Linked DNA regions of Homo sapiens: all the other regions are linked to region 3. A link is a loop called in an ENCODE intact Hi-C map of the cell type or tissue named here. Cell type or tissue: mammary epithelial cell. All regions are shown on one strand. Links, peaks and the distances in the headings refer to the core of each region. The heading gives the core; the rest is flanking DNA.

Region 1 (4,522 bases), core at 123-4,122, 610 kb before region 3:
ATCTCAATAGACTCAGAAAAGGCCTTTGATAAAATTCAATATCCCTTCGTGTTGAAAACTCTCAATAAATTAAGTATAGGTGGAGCATATCTCAAAATAATAAGAGCCATTTATGACAAGCCCACAGCCAATATCATACTGAATGGCAAAAGCTAGAAGCATTCCCCTTGAAAACTGGCACAAGACAAGGATGCCCTCTCTCACCACTCCTATTCAACATAGTATTGGAATTTCTGGCCAGGGTAATCAGGCAAGAGAAAGAAATAAAGTGTACTCAAATAGGAAGAGAGGAAGCCAAACGGTCTCTGTTTGCAGACGACATGCTCCCGTATTTAGAAAACCCCATCGTCTCAGCCCAAAAGCTCCTTAAGCTGATAAGCAAATTTAGCAAAGTCTCAGGATACAAAATCAATGTGCAAAAATCACAAGCATTCCTATACACTAACAATAGACAATCAGAGAGTCAAATCATGAATGAACTTCCATTCACAACTGCTACAAAAAAAAATACCTAGGAATACAGCTAACAAGGGAAGTGGAGGACCTCTTCAAGAACAATAAACCTTTGTTTAAGGAAATCAGAGGACACAAACAAATGGAAAATCATTTCATGCTCGTGGATAGGAAGAATCAATATTGTGATTCTTACTGCCCAAAGTAATTTATAGATTCAATGCTATTCATATTAAACTACTATTGACATTCTTCACAGAATTAGTAAAAAAAAAAACTACTTTAAAATTTATATGAAACCAAAAAAGAGCCCGTATAGCCAAGACAATCCTAAACAAAAAGAACAAAGTTGGAGGCATTACGCTACCTGACTTCAAACTACACTACAAGGCTACATTAAACAAAACAGCATGGTACTGTTACAATAACAGACATACAGACCAATGAAACAGAATAGAGATCTCAGAAATGAGTCCACACATCTACAACCATCTGATCTTTGACAAACCTGACAAAAACAAGCAATGGGAAAAGGGCTCCCTATTTAATAAATGGTGCTGGAAAAACTGGCTAGCCTTATGCAGAAAATTGAAACTGGACCCCTTCCTTATATCTTGTACAAAAATTTAAACTCAAGATGGATTAAAGACTTAAATGTAAACCCAAAACTACAAAAGCCCTAGAAGAAAATCTGGCCACTACCATTCAGGACATAGGCACGGGCAAAGATTTTATGACAAAACACCAAAAGCAATCGCAACAAAAGCAAAAATTGACAAATGGGATTTAATTAAACTAATGAACTTTTGCATAGCAAAAGAAACTATCATCAGTGCAAACATACAACCTACAGAATGGGAGAAAAGTTTTGCAATCTATCCATTTGACAAAGGTCTAATATCCAGAATCTACAAGGAACTTAAACAAATTTACAAGAAAAAAAAATTAAAACATGTGCAAAGGACATGAACAGACACTTCTCAAAAGAAGACATTTATGTAGCCAACGTATTAAAAAAAGCTCAGCATCACTGATCATTAGAGAAATGCAAATCAAAACCACAGTGAGATACCATCTCACACCAGTCAGAATGGCGATTATTAAAAAGTCAAGCAACAACAGATGCTGGTGAGGCTGTGAAGTAGGAACACTTTTACACTGTTGGTGGAAAGGTAAATTAGTTCAACCATTGTGGAAGACAGTGTGGCAATTCCTCAAAGATCTGGGCATATACCCAAAGGAATATAAATAATTCTATTATAAAGATACATGCACATGTATGTTCATTGCAGCACTATTCACAATAGCAAAGACATGGTATCAACCCAAAAGCCCATCAATGTTAGACTGGATAATGAAAATGTGGTACATATACACGATGGAATACTATGCAGCCATAAAAAAGAACTAGGTCATGTCCTTTGCAGGGACATGGATGGAGCTGGAAGCCATTATCTTCAGCAAATTAACACAGGAACAGAAAAGCAAACACCGCATATTGTCACTTGTAAGTAGGAGCTGAACAATGAGAATACATGGACACAGGGAGGGGAACAACACACACTGGGGCCTGTCGGGGATAGGGGTGGGAAGAGGGAGAGCATCAGGATAAATAGCTAATACATGCAGGGCTTAATACCTAGGTAATGAGTTGATAGGTGCAGCAAATCACCATCGCACATATTTACCTGTGTAACAAACCTGCACGTCTTGCACAGGTATCCCAGTACTTAAAATAAAATAAAATAAAAACAAAAACAAACAAAAATAAAGTCTTTGTCAGCTAATTCCAACATCTGTGTTATCTCAGCATGTTAGTTGAGATTTTCCTAGTTCTTCACAGAGTGAGAAATTTTGTATTGTACTCTGGACATTTTGAATGTTATGAGTCTCTGGGTCTTGTTTAAAATTCTATGGAAAACATTTTATTCTGTTTTTTAACGTTAGTGGGTTATAGGTATGGTTGGGTTCAAGTTGTAAGTTCTGATCATCCTTCAGTGGTGTGTGGTTTCAATGTTCCACTAACACGCACTGCTATTCAGAGCAGTCCTGCATGTGCGCCACCTGGTGGCCAGTCTAGGCAGTCTAGGAGGTGGGACATGGTTCACCTCATAGTTTACAGTTGTATCTCAAAGCTTTTGATATACTGTTTAGGGTCAGATTCATGAATGTTCCACTTGTGGATAAACCCAGGGATTCTTAAACAACTTTATCAAGTCCCTTTCCCTAATACCTCCCTCTCTATAATGTCCCTAGTACTTTCTGAGTCCTGGGCTCCCCTTTTCAGTCCTCCAACCTGAAGAAAAACAAAAAAGAAATGGGGGATTTCTCCCTCTCCTTTGAGCATTAGGAGACCACGCCCTTGAGCCAGAACCAGAGGGTTTCTCTTGGACTTCTCTCCATTCATGCAGACGCCCATGTCCAGGTTCCACACTACCTTACACCTAGTCTGGGCAACACTGAAGCGAAAAATACAGTAGACTCACCACCCATTCAGAGGTACTTTAAAGTCTGGTCTTCCTTTCTGGTCTATCTGCTACTAGATGCTCACAGTATCCAAGTCATTGTGCCGTGCATTCTGTCCAGGTTTATCGCTTCATCCGGTGGGGGGATAGGGTCATAACTACATGACTCAAAACTCAGCCCCATCTTACCTGAAACCTGGGCTGAGTTTTGAATCATGTAGTTAATCTAATTAATACTGATTAATGGATACTTGGGCTATTCTTCCTGCCTTTTAAATTGTCGTGTTTCTGGAATCTGTTTTAATATTCTTATCTTATCCCTTCATAACACTGGTTCTCACCTTGGGTTTTCATTAGAATCACCTACACAGATTAAAAAAAAAAAGTTGATGTCCAGGCTACATCCCAGCCAAATTAAACCAGAATCTCTGGGAATAGGATCCAGGAATTAATACTTATATTTAAAAAAAATATTTCACACCACTTACCCCATCCTCTAATCCTCCAAACCTGTTCTTCCTATAATCTGCCTCATTTCACTTAATATTGTCACCATCCTCCAAACTCCCAAGTAAGACACCTTGGAGTTGGCCTGAACTCAGCTCCAGAATTTTTGCATTCAGGCTACCATCTGCCCTGTCATTGCCAACTCAGAAATGTCTTCAAATGTGGCTCTCATCTCTATTCCTTTTTTTTTTTTGTCACAGGATCTCACTCTGTCACCCAGGCTGGAGTGCAGTGGTACAATCACTGCTCACTGCAGCCTTGACCTCCTGGGTTCAAGTGATCTTCCTGCTTCAGTGTCCTGAGTACCTGGGACCATGGGTGCATGCCGCATGTCTGACTAATTTTTTTATTTTCGGTACAGACGGTGTCTCACTTTGTTGCCCAGGCTGGTTTCATACTCCTGGGCTCAAGTGATCCTCCCGCCTCGGCCTCCCAAAGTGCTGCAATGACAGGTGTGAGCCACCATGCCCAGCCATCTCCATTCTTTTAATCAAGCTCACGTTGCATAGCTGTGTCATTGGTTTCCCTGTCACTGGGCTGTCTTGGCAAACACTCTCACTGCTGCCAAAGGGATCTTCCTAAAAGAAGACTCTGTCAAGCCCCTTGTAAAACCTCCCTAGCGCCTCCTGCCCCCCAGTCTAGAGTCTAAACTCCTGGGCAAGGCACACGAGGCTTGCCATACTTGGCTTAGACTTCTTCTCCTAACTCCTCCCCCATCACCCATACATCTCTTTTCCCCACCTGGCAAAGACACACTGACATTCCCGAAATACCCCCGGCCCCGGAACACCTTATTGTTATCCTACTCACTTCCTACTTTGATGCCTGGCCATCTCCTTTTCAACCTTTAAGAACCAACTGAAATGTGAACCACTCGCCAGTGCTTCCCAGCTGATGTCATTACTGATCCTCCAGCTTTGGCCATAGTGTATTATCATGGTCACAGGCCGGGCGCGGTGGCTCATGACTGTAATCCCAGCACTTCGGGAGGCTGAAGTGGGTGGATCACCTGTGGTCAGGAGTTTGAAACCAGCCTGACCAACATAGTGAAACCCTGTCTCTACTAAAAATACAAAATTAGCTGGGCATGGTGGAGC
Region 2 (4,522 bases), core at 123-4,122, 240 kb before region 3:
CACACTCAATTGCACATGCAAATGCAGTAATTACGCCTGAAATATTAGAGGTCAGCTGGAGGCCAGCGGAAGATTTGGTCTCTCTGCTTCCAGATTTTGAAATAGCAGATTATACACAACTCACTGTCTTCCGCCAAGACCTTGTTACACACATTTGTCAGGATCTCATTTTGCAATTTCCATTCCTTTAAAGAGAAATCCTCACACAGTGGTGATTCTGGCTGTTTTTCCCTAAAGTGCAGATTGTCATAAACCCGCACTCTCTCCCGGGGCCTGTCAGCCTCCTGGGCCCTGCAGTGAACACACCATCACTGAGGGAATGCGGGACACAGACAAGGCCGGGATTTTCTTAGGAGAAACGTTTTGGGAGAGGTAGATATTGTAGAGTCCTGAATATAATATGGCACAACAATTTTATGTATTCCAGACAGGAAAAGTTTTTTGTCAAAACCTCTGACAGTTTAAACTTTAAAGCTTCAGCAAAACTTTTAAACTTTTAAACTTTGAACTTGTTTGAACCTCTCGTGATTTATGAATTATTAAATGTACCACTGAAAATCACAGACTTTAACTAGTAAAGCTTTCTGCTTAAAAGCAACTGAGAAGAGGGTGGCTGTGGGACTGCAGGAGGAGGAGAGGGCTGGGGGTTTTGTCGGAATGGCGCTGCTCCTGGTTGCATAAAAGCCAAATCCAGAAAATATTTAGGAGGCAAAAGACCCAAACCAAGACAGAAACTACGAAAGAGGAGAGACATCAAAAAGTGAAATGGAAACTGTCTGACACTAGTTATGTAGGTGTATCTAAATAAGAGTTGAACTAATTTTATATTTAATATGTATATATTATATATTAGTGATAAAATATACATGACATAAAATTTAGCATTTTAGCCACTTTTAAATGGATAGTTCAGTGGCCTTAAGTACAATCACATTGTTGTGCAACCATCACCACCCTTCATTTCCAGAACTGTTCATCTTCCCAAATGGAAACTGTCCCCGTTAAACACCAACTCCCCATTCCCTTCCCGCAGCCCCTAGTAACCACCATTCTTTTTGTCCACATACCTCATATAAGTGGAATTTTGTATATGTATGTAGGTACATTCACATAAATATGTATATATATATATGCATGACTGAAATTTTATGTGTGTATACATTATATATAATATAATATAAATATAATGTAATAAAGTTAAAATATATGTATATTATTTGACTATTCCATGTACCTCATATAAATGAAGTTATATCATGAATATATTATTATATTATATATTATTAATATAATTATATAAAATATATAAAATAATGTATTATTACATGATTCCATTGATATGAGGTATAGAATAGTCAAATATACATATATAGTAATATATTACATCTATGTAGTCATATTATATAATATATATTACATATATGATATACAGTATATAATATGATTCAATTTATATGACGTACATGGAATAGTCAAATAATATATATATTTTAACTTTAAATTCATAGTAACAAGCACAAGGGGGTATTAGGTAAGAAAAGTTCTGAGGTTTTTCATGCCTTTCAGACAGAATTGAACGGTAAACAAAGTGAGTACAGATAGGGACAGAATCTGACAATAATTTATGCTTCCCAGAGGGTGCAGTCCATTTAAATCTCCAGGAGCTCCGAATTGCTCTTGAAGTGTCTGGGTCCTGTGGCCAGCAGAGCAGTCTTGAGAGCTCCAGCGGGCAGGGCTGGGCTTGGCTGGGCTGGGAGGAAAGGGGAGGGGCGCGCAGCTTGCGGCGGGCACACAGCGAGCCCGTGGAGGGCGAGTGCCCTAGGTCCTGACTCCAGCTTGGAGCTCAGGCACGTGTGGGATGGGCCGGCTACTTCAGCTTCCCCAAGGCTCCCAGCACGAGGATTCCATTACTTTCTGTTAGTGTGCACTCAAGGATTTAGTAACCAGTTCACAGAAAAGCCCCTCACTTCACAGCAGGAAGTGTAAACTCAGCATAAATCTTGCCAGCCTGCAGGGGAGCCGGTTAGGAATTTAGGAATTACCTAAAGTTTCGGAATCCACCCGCCGCGCCCTTTGCACATTTTACCTGGGATGAGGCCTAATGGCCTCTAGGAGGTGCAGCCCAATAGGAGGTCGACAAATTAAGCAGGGATTTGTTTCTTTAAACACTTCCATTGTTACCAAAATGAGAGCGAGCCCTGGAAAGTCTAGGGCGTGGGAAGGTTTTGTCCCCTGAGGAAGCAAAGAAGACAGGCAGTGGTTTGAGTGGGTGGGCGCTTCCACGTGGACAGAGGGCCCCCGGGAGGGTGGAGCGAGGGGCCCCTGGGAGGGAGGAGCGAGGGACCCAAAAGGGGAATGGTGGAGCCCAACCGCGACTGCTTGCTTCACAGTTGAAGGGCTGCCCCTTCCTTTCCCTCTTGGAGACCTCTGTCCTGGTGCCGCTGGTGCAGCTTCGGTTACAGTTGGATCTGTCCAGTCCTTTACCCTGCCTGCATGCACACATGGTCTCAGGGAGTGAATTCCTTGGGCGGCTGCCATGTCTGTGCTGGGACTCTGGCAATAGCCAGAAAGGCAGGAGGAGAACTAGGGGTGGGAGAGGATTGGGGTTCCGCTTCTTTCTTCTGCACCAGATATCAGGACCTGGGCACCACAACGGAGGCCAACTAGCAGCAGGTGGGAGTTGATGCCAAGTCCCAGGATATTGGACTAGAGCTGTGTTAACACCTCCTGCTGAGGTTGAGGCCTGGCAGGGTGAAAGGAGGGGTGGCCCAGCTATGAACCCAAAGTTGGAGGCTCCAGGGTGTGCTTGAGGCCCCTACATTCTGACACCCTCAGGCACCAGCGTTTTCAATGGGAGGAGGATTTCTCTTTTCCTCTTTTTGCAGTGGCATTTGTAATTCTAAGAGAGCTTTTGTTTCATGATGGATCTTTCAAGGATCTTGTATAAAGGCCCGGCACACAAGTCCCTGGGCTTAGCGTGAGTGGCCCCATGGGTGGATGTCCCCAAGATACGTCCGACAATCTATTGCTTAACTCTGCCCCCGCCGCACGAAAGAGGCATCCACAGTTCACCAGTTGCCAGAGAGAGCTGCCACTCGCTCTCCTTCTCTTACCCTGCCAGCCACCAGGGTCATGGAACACTTGAGAGAATAAGAACAAAATAAAAAAAGAGAGCAAGACACCCCAGGAAACTGAATGAAACTTGAGCAGCCTAACATTTAAATGTGGGACTTGGCTCTGGCTTAGTGTCAACATGGGAAACAACAGGAGCTTCTGAACTGAGAGAAGAGGAGAGAGGGAAGGCAGTCCCAGTGCGGCACAGAGGAAGGCTCGCACGGGGAGCCACAGTGACTTTGCTAGCACAGACTGACTGCTTCCTATGTACTAGAGTGGGTTACATGCTTTATTTAATCCTTGTCTTTCAATCCTTGAGGAATTCTGGAGCCAGACTGCCTGGGTTTGAATGCTGGTTCCATCACTTACTTCCTATGGACCGTAGACAACTGTCTTAAATACCTGATGATTCAGTTTCTTCAATTGTAAAATGGAGATGATAATGGTACCCAACTCACAGGGTTGTTCCAAAGATTGACTGAGCCCGTGTTTGTAAGTATCTTAGAACAGTGCCTGATGCATAGTAAATGCCATGTAAGTACAAGATGAACAGATAGACAGATAGGCAGACAGACAGACAGGCAGACAGATAATCCCATAAGCATAGATAAAGAAACTGAAGCTTAGAGAAGATGTTAAGTAACTTGTCAGAGGTTTCACAGGTGTTTGCTGTCAGAGCTAAGATTTGAACTTGGCCTATTCGACAATTTCACTTGTGGTCACCTTAGCAAGTGGGATGGAATATTACGGTTTGGAAATATAATCCATTCCCTGACATGATGGATGATGGTAATGACGATGGTGATGATGATAAATATATTAGCAGCTAAAATGTATCGATTGCTTATATTTTGCTAGGTGCCTTATGTACATTATTGGGTTTAATTCTTCTGTAGCCCCTTCAGTTATATACTCTTATCTCCACATACTGAGTTGAATAGTATGCCTCCAAAATTCATGTCCACCTAGAACCTCAAAATGTGACCTGATTTGGAAACAGGATCTTCACAGATGTACTTAGTTGAGATGAGGTCATATGGGATTGGAATGGGCTCTACATCGAATGACTGGTGTCCTTATAGGAAGGCCACGTGAAGACACAGGGACCTTCAGGAAGAATGACAGAACAAAAGGTGATGATGGAGACAGAGACTGGAGTGAGGCAGCTGCAAGCCAAGGAATTCTGAAGGTGGCCAGCAACCACCAGAACCTAGGGAGAGGCGAGGTGGCCATTCGTTCCTAGAGTCTTCAGAAGGCACGTGGCCCTGCAGGCAGCTGGATTTTGGACATCTAGTCTCTAGGCCTGTAAGATAATAAATTCCTGTTATTTGAAGCATGACACATGGGGTTTTATTAGGGGCTTACATACAGTTTACGGTACTTTGTTATGGCAGCCCCGAGGAGCTAA
Region 3 (4,522 bases), core at 258-4,257:
TGTGAATTATATCTCAATAAATCTGTTACTGAAAACAGTTTCCGTTAAGTTAAATAGAAGCAGGTCCCAAAACAGCACCACTAAAAAATTCTCTTGCTAAGTGCACTGCTCCTTCCTATATGACAATGTAAACAGCAAATACTGTTCCTAGGACGGGGTCTGGTTTTTCACTTGGTCCCCAGTGCCTAGAACAATGCTGCTTATGGAAGGTACACAACAAATATTTGCTGGAAGAGAACTTGCAAATAACCAGATGGCCAAATTCAGACTTATACCACGCTCACCCTGCCATCTCTTCGCTGCACCCTCTAGCTTTCCAATATTATCATTTTATATATATAAAATATACAAATATATATTATTATATATACAAATGTATATTATTATATATAGTATCATTATTATTATTAATACAGCTAGTACTAATAACTAACAAACAACATTTTGTTTATATATTTTGTGCCAGGCACTGTACATATATTTGCTTCTAATCCTTATAAAACCCAGCAATGTAAACCCACTGAACCCAGGTCTGTCTGGCTCCCAAAGTTTTAGTCTATTATAAACACCGCCTGCTAAAAACACTAAACACAAAGGCAAGGAGAAACATCAACGAACATGCAAAAGAGAACCAGCCAAAGTCACCGACAGAGGAAACCAAAGAAAATCTGGTTTCTATGTTTATTTTAGTTTTAATTTTTATTTTTTTGAGACAGAGTCTCGCTGTTACCCAGGCTGGAGTGCAGTGGTGTGATCATGATTTCTATGTTTAAGCTGAAAGAAGTATCAAGAAGCATCACTCAAACACATCACTCAAAGAACGATGGCTTGTCTTATTTAAAATTATATCACTCATAGAACTATGGCTTGTCTTATTTAAAATTACGATAATTTTATACTAACCATGGATTATATATGCAACAGCTACGGAGGACTTACTATGTACATAGTTCACAGGAGCTTATGTTCGAGCCTGTTATAAAAGCTACTGTCTCTTAAAAAAAAAACAAAAATGAGTGCTCAGTATATTTGTCTAAGTAGTGAACAAAAGGTTTAACCGTACAGTAATGGAAACATTCTGGTTTCCCAAAACCTCTTCCTAAAGCTGAAACATTTTTGTGGAAAGTTAAGGAAAAGACCCAGAACTCTATGAAGGGCTGCCTAAATGACTACCCACAAAAGTAGCTGGGGAGAAATACAAATTAGAATACATCCAAACTATTCGAAAGCTACTGTGGTGTGTGCTTGGGCTTGAGCCTGCTGCCTAGGTGTTCATTAAGTGTTCATAATATTTCTTATGTCCATAATCCAAGATTCCAGACCCACATCCCAACCAAGACTCAGACCCGCCATCTTATCTCATGCATATTAGTTGGTATATATTGATACTACTTGTAATAATTATCCTAGAAAGACACAAAAACCTTCTAATAAAAGGTTCTATATTCCTCTATCTACTTTGCTATCAGAATTTTGCTCTAAGATTTATAATGAATAGCCCCCATTTTCAAGTTGGAAAAACCAAGTACCCCCTGAAAGTACTTACTGAAACTGTCCCAAAGATCCATAATAGTAATAGGAAAAAATCTCAGCATGTCCTTCTCCCAACTGTTAGAGATACTCACCTCCTATTTAATGTGATAGGAGGTGTTCCTTCTACTTACAAAAAATTCGTATATATATTTAATTTTTTCTTAACTAAGTCTGAAAAGGAGAGACAACCTAGGCCATAAGTATGGAAAAGATGTATAGTTTCCCTCTCTCCTTTTTATGGGCGACTCCAAAGTGAAAGTCCAACCACTTAGGCGGATGAGCTTCAAGAAACTCTTCTCAGGACTGTGGAATGTGCACTGTGTCTACAGTCATCCATCCCTAAGCATATGTGGTTGTCACCCTCTAGTGGATGATCTATGATAATAGTTGGCAGCCTCCTGTGGGGCACAAGCACGATATTATCCAAGACTCACCTATCTTTAAGACGTAAATGACAGATAAGACTGCACCACAACTCTTCAGTCTTGGACACATATTTCCTAGGAAAATGGGTGCGCACGTGCTGTTTATTCAGTCTGCCATTCCCTGCTTCTTTTGAGTCTGTGTTTGTGTTTCCTACTGGTGTCTGGCATTTTCAAGAACAATACACATTTCCTTGAGGCAGACTTCTCCTACCATTGAGATAGTCCTAGGCAATTGATTCCCAGATATTGTTTGTATCCAGACTGGTCTTGAAAGCTTTCTCTATCTGCAGGTCTACTGGGTGTACCCAACTATTTAGCTGGTAACCAGGCACTTGCCAGTAGAATGCCAGTTCTGTGTTGAACAATTTGATCTACCTAGGAAAGTTGTGGACGATAAATATTGTTTCCATGTTTGCCGCTGTGTAAGGAGCCTAAACATAGATTCTTAGAGACTCTGATAGAATTTTTAGAGGTGGAAATGATAGGGTTTGCATTACCTTAAATTTTCAAGACTCAACACCAAGCATTAGATTGGAAAATAGAACTTTTTACAAAAGCCCTCTAAAATGAAGTCTGGCTTTGAATTCATTAGTATTACTAGATTCAAAATATAATCACATGATTTTCTTCTCTCCATTTTATTAGGTAACTGAAGATTTACATCTGTAAATCTGGATGGGAACTGAATTCCTACATCATAGACAGTTTCAAGGAGGGAAGGATTATGTGTTCAGGAAATACTCTGCATTCTCAAAACTCTACATTGTTGGTGCTTAGATTTGCTCTGTGAGAACCTACTGAAATAAACCTTTTCTCTGGAAGACAAGTACAGTTTCCCGAAGATCTGTTTATTTGCCAGCAGAGGAGTTGAATATTTGAAGCCAAGCCACCTTGGTTCTAAATCTGTGGTTAAATGGAAATCAGAGCACTGAGATATGCGGTGCCCCTCCCCACTCTTACTCATTTGAAAGATGAAGAAACTGAGGCTTGGCAAGGTTGAGTGGAGTTCACATAGCTAGCTAACCACAGAGCTGGCACCAAACAGGAGCCCAGCTCTCCAACTCCTAGGCCCTTGCCTCTCAGGTGGAATTTTCTTAGTGATTAGGAGAAAATCAGTTCCCTAGCCCTGTTCACAAGAGTTTATATTCTGTTTGGTTAAAAAGCATTTTTCTTGTTGTAAGAAATAAGTAACATAAAATTTACCATTTTAACTTTTTTTTTTTTCCCCATAGAGTCTCGCTCTGTCACCCAGGCTGGAATGATGCAGTGGCGAGCTCTCAACTCACTGCAACTTCCACCTCCTGGGTTCCAGCAATTCTCCTGCCTCAGCCTCCCAAGTAGCTGGGACTACAGGTACGCGCCACAGCGCCCAACTAATTTTTGCATTTTGTAGTAGAGACGGGGTTTCACCATATTGGCCAGGCTGGTCTCAAACTCCTGACCTCATGATCCGCCCACTTTTGCCTCCCAAAGTACTGGGATTACAGGCGTGAGCCACTGTGCCTGGCCCATTTTAAGTGTTTTAAGTGTACAATTTTGTGGCATTAAGTACATTCACATAATTGAGCAACTATCCCCAGCATCTATTTCCAGAACTTTAAAAAATCTTCCCAAACAAACTCTGTCTCCACTATCTAATAATTTCTCATTCTCCCCTACCCTCAGCCCCTGGCAACTACTATTCTACTTTTTGCCTTTACGAATTTGACCACTGTAGGTGCCTCATATAAGTGGAATCAAACACTATTTGCCCCTTTGTTACTGGCATGTTTCACTTAGCATATTTTCAAGGTTAATCCATGTTGCAGCATGTCAGAATTTCCTTCATTTTAAACGCTAAATAATATTCCTGTGTTTGTCTGTGTGTGTGTGTGTGTGTGTGTGTGTGTGTGTGTATTACACTTTGTTTTGTTTGTCCATTCATCCGTCAATAGATACTTGGGAAAAATATTTTTTAAATGCACAATAAAAATAAATATAAATATGTAAGAAGTAAAAGCATCTCTGCAAGAGGCTTGAGGCTATATTTGTTTAAAAAAGACTGCTGGGAATTGCTGGAGTAATTAAAGAGTAATTTAATAATTTTACACAGAACTATTTTAAATTGAAACTGTGAGCTTTGGTTTACTTACCTTTATATTCTCTACCACCTCCCATGGCATCCTAGCATCAGCACAGGGTCACATGTGGTAGGTACTCAATAAATATATGCTAAATTTCCAAGTCATGCATAGGAAAAATCAAAGGCAATCTATATTATCATTGTTTTTCCTTTTTTGTTAATTTTATTTACTACACAGTGAACTGATTACTACAGTCAAGCTAATTAACATATCCATCTCTTCACTTAGTTACTGCGTATATACGTGTGGTCCGGGGGAGGGAGGGAGAGAACATTTGAAGATCTACTCCCTTTGCCAATTGCAAGTATGCAATACAGTATTATCAACCACAGTCACCAGGCTGTACATTAAATCTCTGGCAGTATTCATCCTGCATAACTGAAACTTTGTGTCCTTTGGGCAACGTTTCTTCAGTTCCCCTCCACTTCTGCTCCCAGTAAC

The links. Peaks named below come from ENCODE experiments on the same cell type or tissue, not always from the same donor. Only the 100,000 strongest peaks of a DNase experiment are listed, where the experiment ranks them.
Region 1: it touches region 3 in a loop (4-fold over the local background); 6 of 110 quality-filtered maps call a loop at or near these places.
Region 2: it touches region 3 in a loop (6-fold over the local background); 10 of 110 quality-filtered maps call a loop at or near these places.

What each region holds. Positions count from the first base shown.
Region 1 is chr18:21,953,716-21,958,237 of GRCh38, forward strand. No RefSeq gene overlaps it. Among named protein-coding and RNA genes, the nearest start is that of LINC01900, 25 kb to the right of the region's middle. In mammary epithelial cell, for the core only: a CTCF peak has its summit at 2,519 (motif pointing left); no DNase peak of the experiment used is centred there; H3K27me3 peaks cover 181 bases.
Region 2 is chr18:22,322,525-22,327,046 of GRCh38, forward strand. It overlaps LOC101927548 (a long non-coding RNA gene), which reads right to left and starts at 2,196. Exons shown (of 3, transcript XR_001753531.2): 1 at 2,087-2,196. RefSeq lists enhancers at 1,266-2,221, 2,222-3,176. In mammary epithelial cell, for the core only: a CTCF peak has its summit at 2,101 (motif pointing right); no DNase peak of the experiment used is centred there; H3K4me3 peaks cover 221 bases.
Region 3 is chr18:22,561,413-22,565,934 of GRCh38, forward strand. The region is part of intron 2 of LOC124904265 (a long non-coding RNA gene); the gene reads left to right. Among named protein-coding and RNA genes, the nearest start is that of CTAGE1, 150 kb to the left of the region's middle. In mammary epithelial cell, for the core only: a CTCF peak has its summit at 1,907 (motif pointing left); DNase peaks (open chromatin) are centred at 1,879 and 2,929; H3K4me3 peaks cover 141 bases; H3K27ac peaks cover 308 bases.